2 separate regions of the Homo sapiens genome follow, and region 2 is linked to region 1. The links are chromatin loops, found by intact Hi-C in ENCODE. Cell type or tissue: prostate gland. All regions are shown on one strand. Each heading gives the region's core, and the rest is flanking DNA. Links, peaks and the distances in the headings are about the cores only. Region 1 overlaps KCNIP3 (potassium voltage-gated channel interacting protein 3). Region 2 holds the start of ZNF892 (zinc finger protein 892).

Region 1 (10,214 bases), core at 1,188-9,187:
GGTTGGTCTGGAACTCCTGGCCTCCCGTGACCCTCCCGCCTCAGCCTCTCAAAGTGCAGGGATTACAGGCATGAGCCAGGGAGGTCCCTGCAGACCTCTGAGCCACAGAGCTATACGACAGTAAATTTGTTTTGGTTTCAGGCATGACATCTGTGGGAATCTGTCACAGCAGTGATAGAAAATACATCCCAAACTTACCAGGTCCAAATGGAGCTGCTGAGCTTCCCACAAACCTGCACCCCGCCCCAGGCTTCCCCATCTCAATAGATGGCCACTGCACCTTCTAGGTGCTCAGGCCAGTCTTCCAGACTCCTCCCTTCCTCTCATGCCCCACTGCAAACCAACAGCTCTCCCCGGGAAATGCATCTGGAACTGGCGACTTCCCCCAACCCCAATGCTGTCTCCCTCCTAAATGGCTGCAAATGCCTCTCATAGGATCTGCTTCCCCTGGTGCCTCGCACCCCAAGTCTGCTCTCAACACAGCAGCCAGTGGGACCCTGCGGAAATGCAAAGCCACTTCACTCCTCTTGTCAGGACCTTCCGATGGCTCCAGGTTTCTCCTACAGTAAAAGCCAATGTCCTTGCGGAGGTCCACCCCTGGCCAGGGCAGTAGTCTTCAGGCTTGAGTATGTCCCTAGCACCTGGAGCTGGGGAAGAGAGAAGCCGCTGGGCCCAAGCCCAGACTTTCTGAGCCCGCAGGTTTGGGGCAGGGGCCTGAAGATGCATTTCTACCAAGCTCCTGGGCTGCTGCTGCTGCTGACCCAGAGCCCCTGTCCTCGAAGGCCTTGCGCCCAACTCCCAACTCTGGCTTCAGAGTTTGCTCACCCCTGATGACACTGAACACTGCTCAGGAGAAGTGGCTGCAGTGACTCCCCCATGAAGTCACCCAGAGAAAGGCACTGATGGGGGACCCAGGACAGAGAGTCCCCCAAGAAACTCCTAAAAATCCCAGTGCCTGGGTTTCACCCAGAGATTTAGAGTTCGATGCCCCAGGGTGGGCACAGCGGGTATTTTTTAAAGTTCCCAGGTGATTACAATGATAATGTACAGCTGGGTAAAGAGCCCACTGGCCCCCCACCTCCACTGCCACCACTCCTCACTCACTCGGCTCCACCCACTTACCCTGATGACACCGAGCACACCCCACCTCCAGCCTCTGTGCTCTCTGCAGCAGCCCCCACCCCTGCTGCTCCGGGCCCCCTGCTCGGTGCCCATCCAGGCAGTAGCTCTCACAGGACCTGGCCTCAGGTTCGCCAGCAGGAGGTGGAGCAGAGGGGACAGGAGAAGGCTCCAGTTCTCCCTCTTGGTCAGCAGGTTCCCTCATGAATTTAACAAATCCTCCCCGAGCTGCTGCCTGGTGCCAGGCACTGTTCTAGGCACAGGGTGCTAACGTGACCAAGACAAAGTCCCTGCCCTCATGTGACCCGCAGCTGGGGGAGACAAACCACAAACTAATGATAAAGAAACTGAGATACCCAGTATCTTAAGGGAGTGACAAGGCTGTGGAGAAAAATCAAGTGTGTAAGGGAGTCTCTGCTCCTACAAGGAATGTGCTAGGAGCCAGGAGACACAGAGGGACAAGGAGGACCTTTATGTCACCAGCACATCAGGAATGCTGCCTGCCGGGGCCCACCAACACCCTCCACCAGCAAGGCTCCAGGGAGAGCCACAGGGGCGAGCCTTTGAACACTTTGGGAACGCAGATCCCCTTGAGAACCGTATTTCAGCACTCCAGGAAGAAGCACCAAACACATAATCTTGCCCATAATTTCAGGAGCTTTATGGACCTTCTGGACTGGGACCCCACTGTGTTAAACATGGAGTGTCAGGCACCATAGCCCTTCAGATGCAGACCCCACCCCCAGCCCAGCCCTACAGGGTCCAGGTCCCAAAGCCAACATGAGATCCCCTTGATGGCCCTCGGGGCCGTCCCAGCAGCTCCAAGCTCTCGCACACTTGCCGAAGCAAGGCTCGTGGATGGCAGGCAGCTTCTTCATCTCTGATATCCCGTAGGTCACCAGGGAAGGAGGAATCCTAATTAAGCAGACAGGATGAGGACTGCTTTTCTGCCACCCAGGGTCTGTCACACTGAGGCTAGCCTGGCCTCTGGCCAGGCCCATGCCCTGCTGCCCACTGATTTGCCCTGGTGGTCAGGACAGCCATGCCACCACCCCGGGCTCAGCCCCCTTGTCCATGGATCAAGGGGCGAGCTTCCTGCTCCATTACTGCTCAGGAAAAGTGACTGAGGTGACTCTTCCATGAAGTCATCAAGGGAAAGGGACTGATGGGGGACCCAGGGCAGAGAGGAAGGCTTTTTGACTGCTGCATGTATTTCTAGAAGGCTGCATCCCCAGAACCCAGATCCATTAGTTCCTAACAATCCCCAGGGCACCATAACTCTGGTCTATTACAGATGAGAACCACGGAGGCTCAGAGAGGACAAGAGACCCCTCTGACTGCACACACGCAGACTTGGAGCAGAGCTGGGGCAACAGTCCCCTTCCGGCCCCCAGTGGCACTGAGGATAGCTCACATCCAGGCTGGTGGGACAGCCTGGGCTCCTCACAGCTCATCTGACAGTTCCTTAGACACTGCCTGGCCAATGGGAGCTTCCAGGCCCTCGGCTGGCTGACACCATTCCCCACCAACAGAACATCTGGAACTCACGACGCCCTCCCTCTGACGGGGGGCGGGGGGGGGTGTCTGAGTGAGAGAATGGCTGCAACCATGAATCAGTGCTGTTATTGTGAGTACCACTCACATACGCATTGCTAATATCCCTGATAAGCACGGCTCACAAAGCCTGCACATTTATTATCCATGCAAGCCCCACTGACTGGTTCAAGCCTGCCACAGCCCTAGGGAGCAGGAATTCTTATCAGCCCCACTTTACAGATGGTGAACTGAGGCTTCGACTGTTTAAGGGATTTTTACAGCCAGTTTATGAAGGTGACAGGATCTCAGCACAGGCCTGGCTGACTCTGAGGCTCTGAGCTCCCCCAACTGGATCAAGACCCCAGAACTCCAGGGGTATGAGTGGGCACATACCCACAGAAAACGGAGCCTCATGGGAGCCTGAATGGGGTTTTTGGCAGGTGGAATAAACCATCTGTCATCTTGTGCATACTGTCCACCTTGCAAAGAAACCTCCTCAGAAATCACAAAGGCAAACCTCACACTGCCCCCGACTGTGGGTGAACCCGCTGTTAGGAAGGTCTGAGGTACTAAGTGAAGTGAGGCTGGCTGTTGCTCCTGGCCACTGGAGGCCCCGAGGATCAGGGAAGAGCAATGGAGAGATCACAGCTTCCCTGTGCACCAGCCACCCCCCACGCCCACCCCAGGCTCCAGATGGGGAAAGAAAATGGGGCAAGGGGACAGGGGATGGCAATCCCTGCAGGAGGCACGGTCCTCTGAGGCACAGCAGCACAGGACGCTCACCCCTCCACACTCTGCCCCAATCCCAGCACCTGTATGTCCCACGAAGTTCCCTGTCACAGATTCCTCCTGCCAGGGCCAGCATCCGGCCGAGCGAAGGCCCAGCCTGGGCCACTTTCTCCCCCATCTCCAATCCAAAGCTCCTGGTGGCACCCCTCTGAACCACTTGGAGCAAGCCCGTTCTCTCTGGGCCTCATACACTCACCAAGAGAGAAGGTGTGGCAGAGCCCAGTGGCTTCTGAGGGGCATGTGGCTGTGGACTTTGGGAAAAGGGCCAGCCCTGGACATCGAAGGTAGAATGGAGGGAAGCCTTGCTTCCTGCCCCTTCCCGCACTCAGCAGCCCTTCGCAGGAACTTGGGGCACTTCCCCATGCCCGAGGGGCTGCTGGGCAGCTCCCAGGCAGGGGCAAGCTCGCTCTCTCTCATTCTCAGGCCTCTGGGTCTCAGTACTGAGAGTTGGAGCCCGGCAAGGTCAGCAGAGTGCTGGGGCAGGCAGGATGCCCATGTCCTCGGAGAGGGCAACAGGGACGAGAACAGGACGAGCTAGCCCCTTCCCCACGGCCAGAGGTGCAGGGCCTCTTTGAACAGGGGAAAAGCTACATCCCTGGCTTCAGGGTCCCCTTCAGAACCAGGTGTACCATGGAAGGGCCCCAGGGGGCCGTCAGTGTCTGATCCAAGTGTGGGTCTGTCTCCTCAGTTAATATTTTATTGAGACAGAAATGTGGCGCCTGCGGGTTTGGTTACTGATCCCATGGGCTTGAACCTTGCTTGGGGAGGGGTAACTGGATACCAGGTGCGGGGCGAAAGGGGAGGCCCCATCACAGGGCAGAGGCCTCAAATCTCTCCCCACCGCCGGCTGCCAGGTGCCCTGGGCTGAGGGTCCTTCCTGTCATCTGCACCCTGCGCCACCTCCCGCTACAGGGCGACCCAAGCCGGTGTGCTCACCAGGGGCGCCCGGACTGCAGGCCTAGGATGGCAGGAGCTGTCCGCTCAAGGTGTCACCAGGCGCCTCACTCACACCCAGCCCAAGCGCTGCGGCTTCGTCCCCTCTGGGGCTTCCTGGGACTACGTCTCCTTAGTCCCAGGCCCAACCCTCCGGAGCCGGGAGGGGGCGGCGGCCCAGGCCGCTCCTCGCCAGACCAGTGCACCCCGGCGTGCGGGTACTGGTCCCTCCCTCCAGACCACTGGTCTGCGGCGGAGGCGGCGAAGGGGCAAGTGGCCACGCGTTACCTTCCATGGATATGGGCTCCAGGATGCCGAACTGCTTGAGGACGGCGATGAACAGCAGCACCACCACGGCCATGGCGCACAGCTCCATGCCCTGGATGCCCATGGCAAGCCGGGCTGCCTGGGGCCCTGGGGCCCGGGCGCACCCCTCGCCCACGCGCTGCCTCGGAGGCACCGGGGCCCCTGCAGCCCGCACGGCCTCTCGGGGGCGGCGACGGCTCACATGCCCCCGGCAGGCGGGGCTGCTGGGTTGGCTGGGCCGGGGCCCCGTGGAGGGCGGCGGCGGCGGCGAGCGGGTCAGGCCGGAGGCTGGACGCGGGGACCGGACGCGGCGGCCGAGCCCGAGCGCAACTTTCCGAGTCAGCCGGCAAACTTCGAGGCGCGGCGGCGGCGGCGGCGCGAAACGCAGCGCGGACGGCCAGCGCGGGCCAGCGGCGCCTCCATGCCCGGCGCGGGCGCTGCGCCTCTGTCGCCCCCTCTCCAGCCCCGCGGGCGCCGGGGCGCGGGGGCGCGGCGGCGGCGGCGCGGCGGCGGGGGTCCCGGGCGCTCCCGGCCGCCCCAGCCTCCATCGCCGCTCCCCGCGCGCTCATTGGCCTAGGCGCGGCGGCCACTCCGGGAGGCGTCCCTGCGGCCCCCCCGCGCCTGCCCGGGAAGGGCGGAGGGAGCCGGCCCCGCCCCGCCCGGCACGGGCCAGCCCAGGACGGAGTCTGGCGCGTCGCCACCGCTGCTCCGCCAGCCCCTGGAGGCCGCGCGGTCGGCGGTTTCTCCCACGCGCAGGATGGGGGCCGAGGGGCTGGGGAGGGGCCGGGAGCCCGAGAGGAGGGGGCGGCGGCTGCGCTCTCCCGGGGAGGCGCTGATCCCGGCCCGCCCCGCGCCGCTGGCCCGCGCGGAGTCGGCGGCGGGGGATCCGGGAAGCCCTCACTCCCCGGCGCATTTCCCGCAACCCCGGTCCTCCGCCGGAGATTAAACTGGGCCCAGGCTGGCCCCCTTTGAAAATGCAGAAGTTGGTCTCCAAAGTTCTCCCGTTCTGGAAACGCGCGTGCACTCGGGGCTTTAGGGAAAGTGTGGGCTTTGGCCCTGGCGTCTGCGGAACAGAGCTTGGTCGCTGACTTTGCTGCGTGACCTTGGTCGAGTCACGGACTCGCAGCCGCCGCCGCCTGCTCCGCAGAGAGGGGGAGACGCCCGCCTTCGGGCGGCGGGGAAGAGCTAAGCGGATGCGGAGTGCCACGCACGGGCAGGGCAAGGGCATGCTTATTCGTTTGTGGGTGGCTTTCTTCCTGCCGGGTCTGGTAGAGGAGGGAAAGCCGCGAAAAGGAAGGAGAAAATAGGGGAGGACGAGGCGTGGCCGGGCGGAGCCCGGGGTCCTTGGAGCCGCGAGGCCGGAGACCTGAGCCGGGAGCCTGGCCCTCTGCTGCCCTCCAGCGGGCGCGGCGCACTGTGGGCATCCCCGCCGGACGGACTCAGCGCGGCAGCGCGGCTACGGCCCGCACCTCATCCTTCCCGCTGTGTTAGCCAAGGGAGAAATCCAGCTCCGCTCCACGCCTATAAGCGCGAGTCCTGTTTGGACTCACGGCCTGAGCAATTGCAGCTTCCATCTAGGGAGCCTCTGCCACTCACTCGGCCATTCATTCAGCTGATGTTGAGCGTAACACGGTGCTTGGTCCCAGGCACAGAGCTCGCTGCCTGGGTGGGGTGGGAGCCGCGGCGCGTGGCTGCGAGGGCCCCCTGGAGCGCGCCTACGTGTGCCAAGCCTTTGAGCTTACGTGTGATTCTTAAAGGGCTCCCCCCGTGGGCTTTCCTCTTCCTCCATTTTACGGGGGAGGAAACCTAGGCTAGAGGGCTAATTACGTGAGGGGCACAGGGACAGCCAGGCCTGCTGGAGTCCGGAGCGGGGACTTTCCCGTGACACCAGCCTGTTTCTGGTGGGAAATGACCGGGAGAGGGGCTGCGCAGTGCAGCTTCACTGTATCACATGCCTAGTTAAATGTCTGAGCCGTTGGCGTTAGTTTTAAAGAACTGTAAATGCATAGCTTTTAATTCTAGTTAATTGGGATGTGGTGATTCTCCACTGACCAAAGGCAAAAGTCCTAAGCAGAGAGGCTAACAATCCCCAGAGAAAACAGCTCTGTTGGAGCAGAGCTTTTAAGGTTAAAGAGCCTCCTGCAATGTAATTTACACACTTAAGTGCTGAACAAGATCCAGCCTGTGCCCAGGTAGTGCCGGCTCAGCCTCCATTAGTGACCTGTAAAAGTGTAGTGGTACATAACCCCTCTAAGCCTCAGTTTCCTCATCCATAAAATGGGAACAATAATCCAGCCTCTCCGGGGGCTTGAAAGGATGGAATGAGATGCAGGCTGGCACGTGGCAGGGGCTCCAGTGGCCCCTACAATGCACCCTCAGAGCTGCATGTGCCCAGCTTCACAGGGTGGCACGTGTCAGATGAGACAGAGAACTGAGCATGCAAAGGAGGCCATCTTGGGGGTCCTGAGGCTGGCCTCCAACCCTCTTCTCTGCCTCTGTTTCCCTGGATGCTTCTGAGCATCTTCCCAGTTCCCAGTGAGAGCTTCGATGACTGCCTATAAACCCTGAGCTATAAACAAGACATCGATCCTCTGGCTGTGCCGTGTAAAATATTAACAACGCCTAAGTGGATACGAGGCCTGAGAGCAGAGTATCCACGTGGCATTAGCCACCTGGGCTACGGGCCTAATGGATGGGGAGCTGACTCCCAGGCTCACTCACCAGCGTAGGCCCACTGAGGCTGGGCTGAGGGTCTTATCACACTCCCCTTCCCTGGGACTTGGAGAAGGAAGCCAGCAGGCGAGCCCTGAAGCCCCATGTGCCCCCCCCCACCCCGCCACCCATGAAGTGCCTTCCCAGGCGACTGTCTGCCCTGGCGTGCATTTCCTTGGTCCCCAGCACATCCCAAGTGCCTCCATGTGGCAGTATGCTGTGTATGGGTAGCACTCATTGCTTTGAGGAAAGCACAGGCTGGAGGTGAGGGACATGCAAAAAAACCTCTTCAGGGCGGGGAGTTAGGGAAGGACTGCCCCAGAGGTGGGGACAAGTTGAGGGGCAATGTGGAGGGAGCAGTTCACTGGTCCTTGGGGTGATTGGAGAAGGCTGGGCCCTGAGCCCTCTCCTGAAGTCCTCAGGATGACTAGGAGACAGGGGTGTCCTGCATCTTGCTCTAGTTTAGGAAGTTTTCAGAGGAAATTGCTTTGGGGTCGGGGTGGGGGGTCACTCCAAACCTGGACAGGCACCCCACACCTGAGGTCACAACCATGGCTGGAATATTGAAGCTGCCATCCAGTTCTGTCTCCAAGAAGCCAACCCAGATTCTACCAGCCCTGTCTTGACTGCCTTTGCCTATGAACTAGCACACACCTGCCTGGGCCACACTCTTCCTCCCTGCATTTTGGCTCTCTGCCCCGGCATCTTCCATCTTGTTACCACAGCTGTACTGGTGGTTCCCAAGGCCTGGGACTCTGTCAGTTTGACCGACATTCCCTGGATGTCCCATGCTAACTGTTCCTGACCACCTAGCTGCCCAGGGATTTCATGAGGTCTCCTGACTCATAAGGGCGGGTCTGGGCTGGATGCATGCTGTTTGAGGGACCCATTCCGTGAAAACAGCTCAGCACACTGGTCCAGTCCCAACTCTCCGGAGTGGGGCTGGGGGAGGCCTGCCTTATTCTAGTTTAGTTCTAATGCTTTCTACTGGGCAAAGCAGGCATTATTCAATTTATTTATTCTTCCCATATTTCATAGAAACCAGACAAGAATGCCCAGGAATGGAATTTCACACTCTCAAGGCTCCTCAAACTCAGCACCTCCAAAGCTGACCTCTTCATCCTCTCCCAACCTGCCACTTCCCAAGTCTCCCCATCTCAGCTGTTCAGCCAAAACCCTGGCTCTTACCTTGGAATATCTGCCTGTCCCCACCCCGTCCAGCCTGTCACCACACTCTCGCCCTGTGCCTCCTCGTCCATCTCTGCCCCACTGCCACCAGCCCAGCCACAGCATTGTTCTCCCTCCTGGACTCCCAACATGGGTCCCCAGTGCCTCTCCCCACCTCCACTGTGGTTCTCCTCCTACCTCTTCTCGGTTCAGCAACCAGCATGATCATCTCAAGACAAAAATCAGACCGTGCCCTTTCCCAACTGGAAACTACCAGGGGCCTCCTGGTTCAGCAATGGCCATGTTTGCCTGTGTGGCTGGTGACCACACCCCAATTTCCTTTCCCAGCCTCAGTGCAGTGACTTTGGAGGTTGGCTCAATCAGTGTCAATTTCTCTTTTCCACTCCATACCACCCCTCTGCTGCCACAGTGATTGGCTCAGGGATGGCCACCAGACGGGAGCCAGGATAGTGAGAGTCCTCCATGAGACTGGCCCCGGGGAAAAGCAGGCGATTATAGTAGATAAGTGGCCAGGCTGCCACCATGTGGGAACAGCGGGCCTGAGAACGGAGTCACCTCAGGAGAAAACACAGCTAAAAATGAAGACAAAGAGATCAAGTCCAGCTGGCAACGCTGCGTGCCCCATGACACATCTAAACCTGTATCTTTCGGACATATGAACCAATCAATCCGCCAACTGTGGCTTAAGCCAATGTGAGTTGAGTTGCTGTCCCCTGCAGCCAACAGGGTCCTAACTAATGCATTCTGCACTTCTCACGGAACAAAGACCACAGTCCTAAGAAGGCCCCTAATCCAAGCAGCTAAAGCACTTACTATGTACCAGGTGTTTCAACATGACTTATCTCTTCATTCCTCACAGTTCTGATAAGGTAGGAACTGGAAAGGAGGAAGAAGTTGAAGCACAGAGTGGTTAATGCTTTGCTTAAGGGCACACAGCTGATAAACCAGAGTCAGGATTTGAACCCAAGCAGTCCAGCTCCAAAGCCTGTGATTTCAATTCAACCTTGCCCCCCATGGCCGGGCCCCTCCTCTCTCTTTCTCGTGTGGCTGTGGTCACACTCGCAGCTACCAGAATGAGCCCAGCACTCTCTCATCTCAGGGTCTTCGCACATGCTCTTCCGTGAACTGTGAACACTTTTCCACCTCCCTGTCTTTGTCCAGTTTATGCCTCATCATCCTTGGGGTCTGCACTCTAATGTCACTTCCGCAGAGTCACCTTCCTAGATCTCCTCCATCATCAGTCTCCACCCCGCCCCCGTCCTTTTCCCTCCTTGCAGTTACTGCAATGGGAACATAGATATTTGCTTACGTGTTTACTTGTTTCTGCTCTCCCACTAGACTGCAAGCTTCCCAAAGGGACAGCTATTGCCTGCCTTGTATAAATATTTATTATAATTGATAGGGTTCACATGACACCTTTTCCCAATTGTTTCAGCACAGGATGCCCTGGTGTCACTAGCAAGAGCACAGGCCTGGGAGTCCAGGAGAACCAGGGCTGAGTTCCTGGTCCCAACCCTAGCCTGTTCATGGACTTGGCCACAGCACATTGCCTCTTTGAGCCTTCCTTTCCTCCTTGTAAAATGGAGTCACTTGGTGATATTTACCTGCCTGTTGCACAGTGGGCTATGGAT
Region 2 (10,214 bases), core at 705-8,704, 140 kb after region 1:
ATAGGGGTTTGAGTCCCTTATCAATTTTACCTCCCCCTATTTAAAGAATAAGCATCCATTCTCTTAAGAGTTGTTTTCATTAGCACTTTGTCTCCACATCCTTGGTCAAGGAGTTGAGAAGAAGGATGCTACAAGTCCATAAAATAAAGGTGTTTATGTCTAATTCCAGGAGTGTTAAAACTATATCCAGAAACAAAAGGCAGAAATTGCCTGTCTCAGGCCCTACTAGAATTAAGAATCATTGAATATAAGGACCTTGGAGCTCCTAGGAACTGAGGAGGACAAGGTACCACACTGGGTAAATTCACAGGCATTGGGGGAGCCATCCTTACCCAGCAAGACCAGATTCCTAGGCTTCTCAGGCACATCTCCCTGAGGAGAGTTCAGCTGCCTCCACTGGGTGAGAGCCTCGGCCATATCCCTGATCATCAATTCCTGAAAAACCAAACACATTGGTGCTCACCAATGAGCCTCCTTACAGAGGCCTCTGAAGAGGAATAAAACTGACAGCACAGGAGGAGGAAGACAGAAAGGATAAAAAAAGGACAGACAACATGGCCTTGGCCACCCTTTCCAGTACTAAGATTCTCTGGTGAATATGTAGTCCACAGACTCACTCTCTGCCTCCAGGCAGCAGAAATGCATATTACCTGCAAGTAGGAAGGAAAGCACCTTCAATGTAAAACTTGAACGTATGAACTTTTTAGTTTATGTATCAATAAATTACAGAACTACAGAATTTGCTACTACTTATACAGGAAAAAGGAGAGAAAAATGTAATTATGAATTAAGTATTTTCCTTATGGTATAGTTTTTAAAACATATGGGGTTCAAGAAATTGAAGTATTTTTTCTCTAGTTTTCCTAAGAATGAAATCAGTCCCATATATATTAAAAATTAAGATGTTTCCTACACGTCACAGAATATAGACTTATTTGTAAAACAGTATCTGAAGCCCAAATGATTATGAAAGTTCCCAGAGTGTTCTTGTCATTTTTCACAACGACCCTGATCAATCTGCCCGCGTCCCCCAGTTGGTGGCATTCTTTCATCTGCTTGAAGTGTGTGTCCTATTCCCGTTAGCCCCTTTACACATCCTGCTTCCTATTCCTGAATATTCTGCCCTCTGCCCCATCCTTTCAGCAATGTGAATCCTTCTCTCCCTTCAGATCTCAGCTCAGGTGTTACTTCAAGGGAAGCCTTCCCTGACTCTCTAGTTAGAACACATGTTCCTTCCATTCCCTTGGGTTGCACACATAGAGGGGATCTTGTGGCTAACATAAGCTCCACAGGAGCAGAGGCCAGGTCTATTTTTGCTCACTGAAGCAGCCTAGTACTTGGCACAGAGCAGAAACTCTGTAAATATTTGTTGAATATTTGAATGAAAGAAAGGAAGGAAGGAACAAGAATTAATAGAAACAAGTTTAAATGGGGTGTTCTATAAACGTGTGCATGGGAACAGAAGTGGGGAGGAGAACAGAAGCCTATTAAACATTGAAAACACTGCAGGAGTATTTAGCCTAACCTTCATCTAGATGACAGACACAAAGTTTAGTTTGTTTACTAAAATACTGAAATAAGGGAGTAGGGCAGGTAATGCTCTTTTGAATCTGTTAGTGCTGATAAGACAAATGTCTAATAATTTTTCAAATTCTATTTTTAAAATTTCTATGCAACTACAATTTAACTTAGAGTAAAATAAACCATCCCTTGGGTTAGCAAATGAATCAGTTTTACCGCTCTTTAAACTACCACTTGGGCCAGAGCCCCTTGAATATATATACACACACATATATATACACATATATATATACATATATACACATATATATACATATATACACATATATACATATATACACATATACATATATACACATATATACATATATACACATATATACATATATACATGTATACACATATATACACACATATATACACACATATACACACATATATATACATATATACATATATATATGAATCGAACGGTTAATTTTGTTTATATTCAGCTTTCTAATGCATATTTCAGTCTTTCAAAAATGACTGGTAAAACAAAGCACATAATGACATAAAGTTAAAAGAACTACCTACTCTGAAAATCCTCTGCCCAAAATACACTCTTTAACACTTCAAGTAAGAAATCCCACACTTTTAAGTTTATGGCCCCTTAAGGTCATATGCCTCAGGAATGATCAGCACAAGTAATATAACATGCACCATCTTCGTTCTGTACAAACAATGCTAACACTAACAGACTAACAGGCAGTTGCTTTCAGACTTCAGTTCCCTAAGAAAACCTCAGTAATCAACTCACAGGCAGGCCAATCAGACACTGTCAGCAGGTGCTACTTTCTCTCCCCTCATCTTTCTGAAAGCGATCTACCAATTCACAGATCAAAATCAATACTGGCATTTTCTCCCATGGTTTTATAAGGATCATCAGTACCTGTATGCTGTTAGGCCTGGTGTGACGGAAATAAAGAGTCCCAGCACCTGAACCAAGGGGTCTGCCAATCTCCCACTGTCTTGGCCAGATCTTACAGAAGCATCTTTACTAATCCTCTCTCTCCAATCAGCTATGGCATGTTTCATCTTGCTGGGCCTCTAAAAACCTTCATGAGGCCTTCATTTGCCTCTGGAATAAGACCGAGTGTAGACTGTCCTGGGGTCTGGGTACAACACAGCCGAGCTTCCCTCACCACAGTCTAGGTCAACCCACAGTGACTCACACATCCACACATCCTCGGAAGACCTCCAACTCCCTCATCATTTGAAGACTTTTTTTTTATTTTTTGGCCAAAGCTATTCTGTCTTGTAATATTCCCTTATTCTACCCTCCAACTACCCACTCTCTCTTGTTTTTCAAAGTACAGATTTATCCCACACTTCTCCCAAACAGATGATAAAAAAAAACTCTTTCAGAGACTTTCATGACTTGTCTGGACCAATGATTTCTATGTTTAAAAAATACCTATTTCTTCGTGTTTAACTATTTTATTTATGTATTTCTCACTGCCTTAGTAAACTCCACGATGCAGGAGCAAGTGGCTTTTACTTCTTTGCATCTCACCAAGGCCAATTACAGTACTCAATGTGTGTGCAGCAAACACTCAGTGGGCAGAGAGAAAGCAACGCTGGGAAGAAAGTTCTGCACAACTGAAGAACACTTCCTTTGGGGTCATCAGTCATCAGTTTATCAGGATGAACCCAGTGGTCTAAGCATCAGGGCTGAGCAATTCCATAAGCACTGGAAGGAAAGACATCCTTGCTCTGAGAACAGAAGGAAAAGAAAGAAGAAATCTAAACTTACTTGGGACCCAGGGGTCAGCAGCACAGCAGTCACGTCATTTTCTTTTGGGTTTCCAGCATGGAGAAGGTCTGAGTCCTCAAAAAGTGATCCTAAAAGTGGAGACAGGAGCCATGATGATTACTCTGTCCTTGCAATAAACTAGCAGGAAGTGCCACACACCAGCTAGTTGTCATCTAAGAAGAGTCAACACTGGGAACCAAACGAAAATCGCATAATATCTTTTAATCAAGACACCTTGACCATTGCTGTCTCAGGCTCCTCCTATTCTCTGTCCTTAAACTCCAGTAGAACTCCTATGAGCATCTGGACATATAAATTAAACATATTTTTATATTGCATGTGCTAAGTAGTCAAAATAATACTCAAAGTCTTTGTATGTCCACGCCTCAGTGATTCATCTGTGTTGTATTCCAGGCTCACAGGATAAACGAAGACTAAATTCTTTTTGAACACTGACTTTTCAGATATTAATACAACACCGCCTGACTCAGAAAAGTGATGCGTCTTATGGAAAAACCACCACCACCACCAAAAACAAAACAGGATTGTAAACAAATTCCGTGACTTCTCAAATCCCTGCTTTCCCTACCTTCCAAAAGGGTCGGATAGTTCCTTCCTACTGCCTTATGGGGCTCCTCTGAGATCAAAAAAGAAGTCATTATCAAAAGCCAAATTGTCAGATGTGTTGATATTTTCCCTTGAGCAAGGGAGGCATCCAGCGCCCTACAGACCAGGAGGGCAATGGAAGTGGCGGGCTATCCCTCAAAACCCCAAGTGAGACCGGCTAGTAGGAAGGGGCTCGTGACGCTACTCCTTCCTGAGCCTGCGCCAGCCAGAGGTAGCCTTTCTCCCTTTCTCCCTCTGCAGCGGGCACCAAGGCCGCATCACTCCCAAATCCTCACCTCTGCCCTCAGGTTCCATGGAGACTCCTTCCTCCGGCCCGCGCTGGAGGCAACCGCGACAGGGGAAGGAGCCGGAGGTCCGCCGCTCGGGTCCCCCAAGAGGCCGGGAACGCACGCGTGGGCAGCCTGGCGCCCCCACCCGGGGGTCCTCCCGCCACCCTCCTCCCGGACACTCAGATTAAAAGGGGATGCGTTCAGCCCTCCTCTACCCTGGGTTCGACCTCCAGCCACACACTGAGGAAGCCGAGCCCGACGACAAAGGCATCTAACAGCCGGCGGGGACGCCTAGCGCCGGCCAACCATGAGGCCGAACTACCACTCCCAGAATCCTCCGCGGGGCGCGGCTGACGGCCCTCACTCCCAACACCGCTTCCCAGAGGACCCTGCGGCCACCTGCTCCCGGGGCTGCGTTTCTTGCCGCGGCACGCTCCTGACCGACCTGGAGGAGCGCTGACCAGCTGGCTGAACCCTGCCAGCGACTCTGGAAGGGCCGCTCCTCCCTCGGTGCCGACTCTGGGCGGTGGCCGCGCCAAACCCCGCCCGGCGTGGGACTTTTCGCATCTCCGCTACTGTGAGGGCGGAAGGCGGCGCCCTTGACCTACGCAGGATCCTTCCCGGGCTGCGGTGCTCCATCGGAGGGGAGGCGCCCGGCGGTGTCCTCGCTGCTGCGCCTCCATGCATCGGCCCTTCGTGGCCAACACAGAGGTGATCTCAGTTTACTTTAACCAGGGATGTTTGTACCATATTGCACCTCGGAATAAAGAAAAATGGAATTTCAATCCCGAAATCACTTCAACCCCAAAAACGGCCACGTCTCCAAGAAGAACCAGTAAACTAGTCTTGCTGCCCCAAGGAGGCTGGAGCCTGGAGGTCTTGCTGAAATCCCTAACCTTGTTTTTACTCTAACTCGTTACTTTGAATTTTATCCTGCTTGTCTCTTTAATCACCTAGCCTTGCTTCTCATGTAAATAAGACTCTCTCTAGCTGGGAAAGCCGGACAAACTCCAGTTGACCCCTTAATTTACAAGACACTAAGGGCTCCTTACCCAACCCCCTTCCGCAAGGAGTTGACCTGTGTAAGCAGATCCTCAGCATTTCAAAGGAGCCCAATTAATTGATAAGGTATTAGCACCAACAATGTATGAAGTTCCCAGGATTTTTCTCAAAGAGAAAACATAAAGCCTTGAGTTCGTGTCCGGCATACCCCGTATATCTAATTATAATGAAAGATTTAAAGCCTTGCACCTGGTACCGTTGCTCTTCTTGTAACCGTTTGTCTTTTAAATTGTTTATCACTTTGTAACCATTTGTTTTTTGATTTTGGCATGTTTTTACTTCTGTAGAATTATTGCATTTGAGTTCCCCTCCCCTTCCTAAACCTAGATATAAAAGTTAATCAACTCCCTTCCTCGGGGCCGAAAGAATTTTGAGCTTTAGCCGTCTCTTTGGCCGCCGGCTTAATAAAGGACTCTTAATTCGTGTCAAAGTATGGCGTTTTTCTCCAACTCGCCTGGGTACAACATTGCAGACTCCCCAGGAGCTCTAGGGGTGGGCGGGTCTTCAGGCTAGTGCGTGTTTTCACTTACCTTCCCACAATAAAGTGTCAGGTTTCTGTCCAGTTCAGATTCCCAAGAGAAAATTTAATTAGCTATGTCCTTGTGGATACAAGCCACAATGTCCAATTGACCTTTCTCCAGCAGAATCTCCAATTTTTAGATAGGCTCAAGGCTTCCCAAGGCTTCTCATTATTCCTGCCCTTTGCCCTCCCCAGCACCCACAGCCCCTTGCTGACTGGAACGTAGGAAATCATCATGGGCTGTGTGAACTAGGTTAAGACCCTAGGGATGGTAAACCAACAAGATAGAAGGAACGGAGCCCCGGGTAATTTGTTGGAACAGAGCTTGGGCTTTAGCATGAGAGAGATGCAAACTTCTATTTTGTATAAGCCAGTATTATTTTGGGTTTCTTCTGCACAGATAACCACACTTAACCTCTAACTGGTCCGTAGATTGGCTGCATTTGGTCCAGGCAGCTAGGGCTGGTGGGGATAAAGGACTTGTGGTAGAGACACAACCCTGCCACCTCAAATGACAGCCAAAGGGAGTCTCCCCACTCTTCCTTCCGCAGGAGATATGGGATGGGCAGTTTCCTTCAGAAGATGCTTCATATGAAAGACACTACTCGCTGATGTTGCTACGGAAACCCCAGGGATAAGGTCTAGGCCCTGCAGCTTGCTGCACAAAAAAAGCCAATCACTGAGAGGAGTATTGCCAAGGAAGAAGGCTTTAATCAAATGCTACAACCAAGGAGATGGGAGACCAGCTGTAAATCCATCTCCCTGACCTACTAAAACCAGGGGTCTATATAGCAGGGAAGAAATGTAACTGTGTGGGGGAAAACAGGAACTAGGGAGGAATAAGGAAGCAATCATGATGAATGAGGGGTCTGGTGTATCCTTGTCTGGGTGCCATCATCTGGTGTTTCAGTTCTTTGATACTTGTTTTTTTTTTTTTCATCAAATGCTCCCTCAGAATCATCTTTTCATACTTTTTTGAGAGGCTTGAGGGTCTTTCCTGAGGAAGGAACTATGATAAAACAAGTATAAGCTTCAAGCTTTAAGACCAGAGAGTCTGCCGGGCGCGGTAGATCATGCCTATTATCATACCCAGCACTTTGGGAGGCCGAGGTGGGTGGATCACTTGAGGTCAGGAGTTTGAGACCAGCCTGGCCAACATGATGAAACCTCGTCTCTACTAAAAACAGAAAAATTAGCCGGGCGTGGTGGTGCACGCCTGTAATCCCAGCTACTCAGGAGGCTGAGACAGGAGAATCGCTTGAACCCATGAGGGGAGGTTGCAGTGAGCAGAGATCGTGCCAGTGCACTCCAACCTGGGCAACAGAGCAAGACTCTGTCTCAAAAAAAACAAAAAACAAACAACAACAACAAAAAAAAAAACCACCAAAGAGTCACTTTCTATGTTTATCCAAAATAAAGTCTATGGGACTATTGACTGGTTTCAACGTGTCTAGAGTACCCCTTTCTTCTTGTTGCTAACCATCCCCATCACAGATATCCCTTCTTTGTTACCATATCAATTGTCAGTCCTCATCTCACTTTATTAACAGCAGGTGATAACACTTGGCTACTCCCTGCTCCTGGAAATACTCCCTGGTTTTCTTCCTCCTTGACTGGTCACTCTTTCTCAATCTCATTAGGTATTTCCTCTTCTACTCACCTCTAAGCCAGTGTTTTCCAAACAACAGTCATGCATCACTTAACAACCAGGATACTCTCGGAGAAATGCATTCTTAGGTGATTTTGTTCTTGTGTGAACGTCATAGAATGTATTTATGAAAACCTAGACTGTACCACCTACTGCACACCCAGGCTATATGGTATAGCCTGTTGCTCCAAAGCTATAAACATGTACAGCAGGTTATGTGGTGAATACTGCAGGTCATTGTAACACAATGGTATTTGTGTATCTAAACATAATATAGAAAGGATAAAACAAAATATAAAAGATATGGTACCCCTGTATAGGGCACTTACCATGATTGGAGCTTTCAAGACTAGAAGTTACTCTGTTACCAAAACACTTTCATCTCCTAAGATAGCAATGCCTGCTTCCAGGATACCTCCCGAAGGATCTCTCTGAAGCTGTTTTACAGTTAACTTTTTTCTTGTAAGTCTAGGTCCTGCCACTCACAGCACAGGAAGCCGATGACTGAGACCATAATCTCACTGCACAGGAAGCCAATGACTGAGACGATTATTGGGTGCTGCAGCTGTGAAGATGGGAGATCAGTATCAAATCCATCTCCCCGACCCACTAAAGTGAGGAGTTTATATAGCAGGGAAGAAATGTAACAATGTGTGGGAAAATAGGAATTCAGGAGGGGTAGGTTAGCAATCATGATGCATGAGAGGCCTGGTGTCTCACTGTCTGGATGTGGTGATCTGGTGAGTTTCCGTTCTTTGATACTTTTTTATTTTATTTTATTTTTTTCAGAACGAAGTTTTACTCTTGTTGCCCAGGCTAGAGTGCAGTGGCGTGATCTTGGCTCACTGCAATCTCTGCCTCCCAGGTTCTAGCAATTCTCCTGCCTCAGCCTCCTGAGTAGCTGGGATTATAGGTGCCCGCCACCACACCCAGCTACTTTTTTGTATTTTTAGTAGAGACGGGGTTTCATCATGTTGGCCAGGCTGGTCTCAAACTCTTGACCTCAGGTGATCCACCCACCTCGGCCTCCCAAAGTGCAGGGATTACAGGCATGAGCCACCGTGCCCAGCCCGTTCTTTGATACTTTTGAGAGGCCTGGGGTTCTTTCCTGAGGAAGGAACTCAGATAAATTTAAGTTTCAAGCTTTAAGAGTAGAAAGGAAGGCTGGGCGTGGTGGCTCACGCCTGTAATCCCAGCACATTGGGAGGCTGAGGCGGGCGGATCACAAGGTCAGGAGATCAAGACCATCCTGGCCAACATGGTGAAACCCCGTCTCTACTAAAAAAAAAAAAAAAAATTAGTCGGGCGTGGTGAGGGGTGCCTGTAGTCCCAGCTACTCAGGAGGCTGAGGCAGGAGAATGGCATGAACCCGGGAGGCAGAGCTTGCAGTGAGCCGAGATCGCACCACTGCACTCCAGCCTGGGTGACAGAGCGAGACCGCATCTCAAAAAACAAAACAAAACAACAACAACAAAAGACTAGAAGGGACACATTCTATGTTTATCGAAAAAACTTGTCTGTGGGACTATTGGGTCGGTTTCAGCTCTGGGTGTGTCAGTGAACGGTGAGTGAATGTGAAGGCCTATGACATTACTATACACTACTATAGATTTTATAACTATTGCACACTTAGGCTACATTAAATTTATAAAAAGAATCGTCCTTCAACAAGTTACCTTTTCTGGCCAGGCGCGGTGGCGGGCAGACAACCTGTCAGGAGTTCATGACCAGCCTGGCCAACAGGGCGAAACCCCGTCTCTACTAAAAATACAAAAATTAGCCACGTGTGGTGGTGCTCACCTATAATCCCAGTTACTGGGGAGGCTGTGAACAGGAGAATCTCTTGAACCCAGGAGGTGGAGGTTGCAGTGAGCTGAGATCACGCCACTGCGCTCCAGCCTGAGCGATGGAGCAAGCCTCCGTCTGAAAAAAAAAAAAGAAGAAGAAAAGAAAACTAAGAACTAAGACACAAACACATTAGCCTAGGCCTATGCAAGGTCAGGGTCATCAATATCACTGTCTTCCATCTTCACATCTTGTCCCAGTGGAAGGTCTTCAAGGGCAATAACAGGCACGGAGCTGTCATCTTCTAGGATAGCAATGCCTGCTTCCGTGATACCTCCCAAAGGACCTCTCTGAGGCTGTTTTACAGTTAACTTTTTTTCTTAGAAGTAGGAGTATACTGAGTATACTCTAAAATAACGATAAAAGGTATAGTATCGTAGGTACATAAACCAGTAACATAGTCGTTTATTATCATTAGCAAGTATTACATACTGTACATAATTGTATTGCTGTACTTCTATACAACTGACAGCGCAGTAGGCCTGTTTACACCAGCATCGCCACAAGCACGAGTAACGTATTGCCCTAATGGCTACAACATTACTAGGCAATAGGAATTTTTCAGCTTTATTGTAATTGTTTGGAACCACCATCACATATGTGGTCGGCCATTGACTGAAATGCTATTTTGTGGCACACAATTATATGGTAATCAGAATCATCTGAAAGTCTTGTTAAAATGCAGTGCTGAACTCCACCCCCATTCGGGTGGTCCGAGGTGATTCTGAGAATTTGTGTTTCCACCAACTTCCCAGAAGATGCCAAAGCTGCTCATCTAAGAATCAACCAAATGTTGAAATGCCCCAGAGCTCAGGCCTTGGGCCTCTCTTCTTCTGTCAACACTAGGATAGCAGTGCCTACTCTTAGATGATCTTGTTCCACCCACATGCTCTAAATACCACCCAAATGTGGTCAGCTCCCAATTTA

What was found. Peaks named below come from ENCODE experiments on the same cell type or tissue, not always from the same donor. Only the 100,000 strongest peaks of a DNase experiment are listed, where the experiment ranks them.
Region 2: a loop joins it to region 1, with 2.1 times the contacts of the local background. A loop is called at or near these places in 6 of 110 quality-filtered maps.

Annotation. Positions count from the first base shown.
Region 1 is chr2:95,341,574-95,351,787 of GRCh38, reverse strand. The region is part of intron 2 of KCNIP3 (potassium voltage-gated channel interacting protein 3); the gene reads right to left. Among named protein-coding and RNA genes, the nearest start is that of KCNIP3, 49 kb to the right of the region's middle. RefSeq lists a silencer at 8,567-8,803. In prostate gland, for the core only: CTCF peaks have their summits at 4,860 (motif pointing right) and 6,088 (motif pointing left); DNase peaks (open chromatin) are centred at 5,327 and 6,077; H3K4me3 peaks cover 2,064 bases; H3K27ac peaks cover 1,054 bases.
Region 2 is chr2:95,201,839-95,212,052 of GRCh38, reverse strand. It overlaps ZNF892 (zinc finger protein 892), which reads right to left and starts at 4,532. Exons shown (of 5, transcript NM_001395961.1): 1 at 4,219-4,532; 2 at 3,317-3,405; 3 at 333-435. The coding sequence starts at 4,237. RefSeq lists a silencer at 4,203-4,432 and enhancers at 4,473-4,722, 4,883-5,012. In prostate gland, for the core only: a CTCF peak has its summit at 4,746; a DNase peak (open chromatin) is centred at 4,652; H3K4me3 peaks cover 1,458 bases; H3K27ac peaks cover 1,011 bases.